2 separate regions of the Homo sapiens genome follow, and region 1 is linked to region 2. Evidence: read pairs that join two places in POLR2A ChIA-PET (ENCODE). Cell type or tissue: endothelial cell of umbilical vein. All regions are shown on one strand. Links, peaks and the distances in the headings refer to the core of each region. The heading gives the core; the rest is flanking DNA.

Region 1 (2,915 bases), core at 186-2,685, 160 kb before region 2:
TGGGAGCTAGGCTGAGTGACAAGTGCTAGTTCATATTAAAATTGAAAGAGGGTTTTCTTTCTTTTTCTTTTCTTTTTTTTTTTTTGAGACGAAGTCTCACTCTGTTGCCCAAGCTGGAGTGCAGTGGCGTGATCTCAGCTCACTGCAACCTCCACCTCCCTGGTTCAAGCGATTCTCTTGCCTCAGCCTCCTAAGTAGCTGGGATTACAAGTGCTCACCACCATGCCCAGCTAATTTTTGTATTTTTAGTAGAGACAAAGTTTCACTATGTTGGCCAGGCTGGTCTTGAACTCCTGACCTTGTGATCCACCCACCTCGGCCTCCCAAAGTGCTGGGATTATAGGCTTGAGCCACCGTGCCCGGCCAGTTGTTTTTTTTTTTTTTTTTTTTTTTTTTTTTTGAGACGGAGTCTCACTCTGTCGCCCAGGCTGGAGTGCAATGGTGTGATCTCGGCTCACTGCAACCTCAGCCTCCTGGGTTCAAACAATTCTGCCTCAGCCTCCCGAATAGCTGGGACTACAGATGCCCGCCACCACGCCCGGCTAATTTTTTTTTTTTTGTATTTTTATTAGAGATGGGGTTTCACTGTGTTAGCCAGGATGGTCTCCATCTCCTGACCTCATGATCCGCCTGTCTCGGCCTCCCAAAGTGCTGGGATTACAGGCGTGAGCCACCACACTCAGCTGGTCTCGATCTCTTGACCTTGTGATCCGCCCGCCTTGGCCTCCCAAAGTCCTGGGATTATAGGCATGAGCCACCACACCTGGCCACACCTGGCTAATTTTTGTATTTTTAGTAAAGACAAGGTTTTGCCATGTTGGCCAGGCTGGTCTCGAACCCCTGACCTCAGGTGTTCTGCCCGCTTGGGCCTCTCCAAGTGCTAGGATTACAGGCCTGAGCCACCACGCCCAGCCTAAAATGGAGTTTTAACAGCACAACTTCTACGTGTCATTTTAATGTACCTCACAGCCCAAAAGTTGTAAACCTAATTAGAAATGTTTGAACATACGTACATTACCACAAATGCATTTTTTTTTTTTGAGACAGAGTCTCACCCAGGCTGTAATGCAGTGGCACGAATCTCGGCTCACTGCAACCTCCATTTCCTGGGCTCAAGAGATTCTCCTGCCTCAGCCTCCTGAGTAAGCTGGGATTACAGGTGTGTGTCACCACGCCCAGCTAGTTTTTTTTTTCTTTTGTGTTTTTAGTAGAGATGGGGTTTCACCATGTTGGCCAGGCTAATCTCGAACTCCTGACCTCAGGTAATCAGCCCGCCTTGGCCTCCCAAAGTGCTGGGATTACGGGAGTGAGCCACCGCTCCCAGCCACAAATACATATTTTCAAAACTCGATTTTTCCTCCAAAATTAAATGTGTGTCTGGATCATATACCACTGAATAGGGTGACACCATGTCTAGTTTATATCAATCAGGATGTATTTGTCCTCACGTAAGAAAATAGTCAACTAACAGTGGCTTAAAAAGTAAGGATTTTTCTTTTTCTTTTCTCTCTTTCTTTTTCTTTTTTTTCCTTCTTTCCTTCCTTCCTTCCTTCCTTCCTTCCTTCCCTCCTTCCTTCCTCCCTTCCCTTCCTTCCTTCCTTCCTTCCTCCCTTCCCTCCCTTCCCTTCCTTCCCTTCCTTCCCTTCCCTTCCTTTCCCTTCCCTTCCTTCCTTCCTTCCCTCTTTCTTTGTTTCGTTCATTTCACCTTGAAGGAATTCAGAGTATAGCTGTTCCAGGACTGGCTAATTCAGCAGATCAGTAACATCATGGTTCCTGGTCAGCTGGTAACCTGGACCTAGGAAAGAAACGGTGAATATTTGTCTTTTTTTTTGAGATGGAGTCTCACTCTCTCTCTCGCCCAGGCTGGAGTGCGGTGGCGTGATCTTGGCTCACTGAAGCCTCTGCCTCCTGGGTTCAAGTAATTCTCTGCCTCAGCCTCCTGAATAGCTGGGATTACAAGTGCCCGCCACCACACCCAGCTAATTTTTGTATTTTTAGTAGAGACAGGGTTTCACCATCTTGGCCAGGCTGATCTTGAACTCCTGACCTCATGGTCCACCCGCCTCGGCCTCTCAAAGTGCTGGGATTACAGGCGTGAGCCACCTTGCCCGGCCGAATATTTGTCTGAATACAAACACACGCGCACACATGCACACGTTTAAGTATACTATTTGATGATTTTTGGAGTGGGGAGACTTATAGAATTGTACTACTTTCACCATTTCCAGAACTTTATTTTTATTTTATTTATTTATTTATTTTTGAGACTGAGTCTCGCTCTGTCACCCAGGCTGGAGTGCAGTGGCGTGATCTTGGCTTACTGCAAGCTCCACCTCCCAGGTCCACGCCATTCTTCTGCCTCAGCCTCCCGAGTAGCTGGGACTACAGGTGCCTGCCACCATGCCTGGCTAATTTTTTGTATTTTTAGTAGAGACGGGGTTTCACCGTGTTAGCCAGAATGGTCTTGATCTCCTGACCTCGTGATCCACCCGCCTTGGCCTCCCAAAGTGCTGGGATTACAGGCGTGAGCCACTGCGCCCGGCCCCATTTCCAGAACTTTCTATCATTCCCTAAAGATCCCTTGTGTCCACTGTGGTCAATTTCTATTCCCATCCACCAGTCACAGGTAACTACTAGTTTCTATCTCTATATATGTCTACATTTTCAGAACAGTTTATGGAGGTGGAATCTTACAATTAGTGTGGCCTTTTTGCCTGGCTTCTTTTGCTCACCATAAAGTTTATGAGATCAGTCTGTGTCATAGCATGTATCAGTAGTTTGATCCTTTTCATTGGTGTGTAGTGGTGCATCGTGTGGACATACCATGTTTTGTCTGTCTAGTCACCAGGTGATGGATATGTTAGTTGTTTCCGTTTTTGCAGCTACCACGAATAATACTGCTATGAGCATATGTG
Region 2 (2,915 bases), core at 210-2,709:
CGCTGTGGCTCAGGCTTGTAATCCCAGCACTTTGGGAGGCCGAGGTGAGTGGATCACCTGAGTTTAGGAGTTTGAGACCAGCCTGGCCAACATGGTGAAACGCCTTCTCTATTAAAAACACAAAAATTAGCCAGGTGTGGTGGCATGCACTTGTAATCCCAGCTACTTGGGAGGCTGAGAGAGGAGAATCGCTTGAACCCGGGAGGCGGAGGTTGCAGTGAGCAAGATCACACCATTGCACTCCAGCCTGGGTGACAAGAGTGAAACTCTGTCTCCAAAAAAAAAAGAAAAAAAAAAAGAAAGAAATTAATATCCTAGTCTTTTCTCCAAATTTAGTGGCTTAACTATAATTAGAGAAAATGTTAGAACCAAAGAGCCCAGATAACAGGGAAACCAGGCTGGCTTTAGGACATTAAATTTATGGACCACTGTATGCATGTTAGGAAATCAGTGGGCTTTTTAACCTGCCTTCACCATGCTGGTCAAAGGACTCACTTTTTTTTTTTTAACCATTTTATTGAGAAAAAAATGTTTTATGTATTTCATGTAGAACTTGATGAATTCGGGGAGAAGTGTATAGCCTTGACAATCAAGGCATAAACTTAACACTTTCAGAAGTTTCCTCTGCTGCTTTTATTGATTTAGTTTTAAATTTCTTTTTGTTTTCTTTTTTTTTTTGAGATGGAGTCTTGCTATGTCACGCAGGCTGGAGTGCAATGGCACGATCTTGGCTCACTACAATTATTTTTAAATTTCTAAAATTTTTTTTACTTTTGTGGTAAGAACATTTAACGTAAGTTCTATTTTCTTAGCAAAATGTTAGGTATAATAAAACATTATTGTTAACTAGAGGCCCTCTTTTGTCCAGAATTTATTCATCTTGCATATAAACACTTTGTACCTTTTGAATCACTCCTCCCCATTTCTCCCTTCTCCAGCAACTATTCTGGAAACCACCTTTCCACTCTTTGGTTCTACCACTTTGAATATTTCAGATTCCTTATAAAAGTGGGATCATGCAATATTTGTGCTTCTGTGTCTGGCTTGTTTCACTCAGCTTAATGTCTTCTAGGTCCATCCATGTTGTTGCAAATGGCAGGCTATCCTTCTTTTCCAGGGTTGAATAATATTCCATTCAAACTCATTTATTTCTGTCTTCCTCCTGTGTGCCAAAAACATAATCCATGATGCTGACATAGCCATGTCCTCCTTTAATCTCAGCCATAATTGATGTTGTAGACGTTCTCCGCTGACACATACGGGTAACGGACTACAAGAGAGAGAATATGAATCTGCTGCTGCCATTATGAGACCTTATTTTTACATGGAAACCAAATCATATTGAGTGAGATGCAAACTGCTTAGATGAAATGTTTATAAGAACCAATTTAGGTCATTATAAACAGAATGAATAACTTGATTATCTCGAAGCATATTGTTTCAGAATAAGAAGTTAACTCTCGAGTTCTGTGTCTTTTTCCTTTGAAAATGATAAAGTAGTTCCTCAGCTCTGTGATTCACTTCCTGTTTTGGGGGACAGGATGTTGGATAAATGGTAAGGCCCAGACATGTCTACTCTTCTAGCTTTGCAAATGGGTCAAATTTCCCTTGTTTATTCAAGGAACCAGGGATAAAGTTGCCTCTTGTCAAACTAGAGGAAACTTCTTAGAACAGAAGGCCATGCTTTAGGGATGTTTTAATCCATATATTCTTTTTATTCTGTGGCCTTGGCTTTACTCTGTTTCTATAATTTTCCCTTTTGGTTTGTCTTCTCTATGTCTTCTTTCTGTAATGACGAGTAGCAGTTGATCATATGTTGTCTATAAGAAGATGAATGATTCACAGTAACTATGCATCTCCCCTATTCCCTTCCTAACAAAATTTTGGAGGCATGCAAAAATGAGTCTTTTAAATGAGATTTAAAACTTTTCAGGCCGGGTGTGGTGGCTTATGCCTGTGATCCCATTACTTTGGGAAGCCGAGGCGGGTGGATCACTTGAGGTCAGGAGTTTGAGACCAGCCTGGCCAACGTGGTGAAACCCCGTCTCCACTAAAAATACAAAAAGTAGCCAAGCGTGGTGGCACATGCCTGTAGTTCCAGCTACTCAGGAGGCTGAGGCAGGAGAATCACTTGAACCTGGGAGGCAGAGGTTTCAGTGAGCCACTGCACTCTAGCCTGGTGAAAGAGAGAGACTCCATCTCAAACAAAACAAAACAAATTTTCTTTCCTAAAGTCTCAAAGCTTTATTCGTTTCCATTGTACATTTCAAATGAACAATGAAACTAATACTTGTATTTGATTTGACTATTGATTTGTCACAAATCCTACTCTTTTCTTGATGGTGAGGATTATAGGAAATTTTACTTGGGCTGGGGGCAGGTAAAGAAAGACAGTTGTTTTTTATGATATTGTTCTAATATGCATATTTCCATATGCATACTTTTATTTTTTTCTTTTCTTTTCTTTTCTTTTTTTGAGATGGAACCTTGCTCTGTTGCCCAGACTGGAATGCAGTGGTGTAATCTCGGCTCACTGCAATCTCCGACTCTTAGGTTCAAGTTTTTCTCCTGCCTCAGCCTCCTGAGTAGCTGGGATTACAGGTGTGCACCACCATGCCCAGCTAATTTTTGTATTTTTAGTAGAGACGGGGTTTCACCATGTTGGCCAGGTTGGTCGCGAACTCTTAACCTCAAGTGATCAGCCCGCCTCAACCTTTCAAAGTGCTGAGATTACAAGCGTGAGCCACCACGCCTGGCCATACTTTCCTTTCCTAAATTTTCCTTCATGAATTTCAGAGGTATACAGGATTCTTCTGCATTCTTCACAAGAGATTACATGAAAAGAAAACATAACATTGGATTGATCTGAATGAAAAAACAAAAGCCTGAGATGAAAAAGAGTAAAAAAGACACTA

What was found. Peaks named below come from ENCODE experiments on the same cell type or tissue, not always from the same donor. Only the 100,000 strongest peaks of a DNase experiment are listed, where the experiment ranks them.
Region 1: POLR2A ChIA-PET joins it to region 2 with 7 read pairs; 4 of 35 experiments call an interaction of 5 or more read pairs at or near these places.

What each region holds. Positions count from the first base shown.
Region 1 is chr6:21,675,382-21,678,296 of GRCh38, forward strand. The region is part of intron 2 of CASC15 (cancer susceptibility 15); the gene reads left to right. Among named protein-coding and RNA genes, the nearest start is that of CASC15, 10 kb to the left of the region's middle. In endothelial cell of umbilical vein, for the core only: no CTCF peak of the experiment used is centred there; no DNase peak of the experiment used is centred there.
Region 2 is chr6:21,839,089-21,842,003 of GRCh38, forward strand. The region is part of intron 4 of CASC15 (cancer susceptibility 15); the gene reads left to right. Among named protein-coding and RNA genes, the nearest start is that of CASC15, 170 kb to the left of the region's middle. In endothelial cell of umbilical vein, for the core only: no CTCF peak of the experiment used is centred there; a DNase peak (open chromatin) is centred at 1,493; H3K27ac peaks cover 2,445 bases.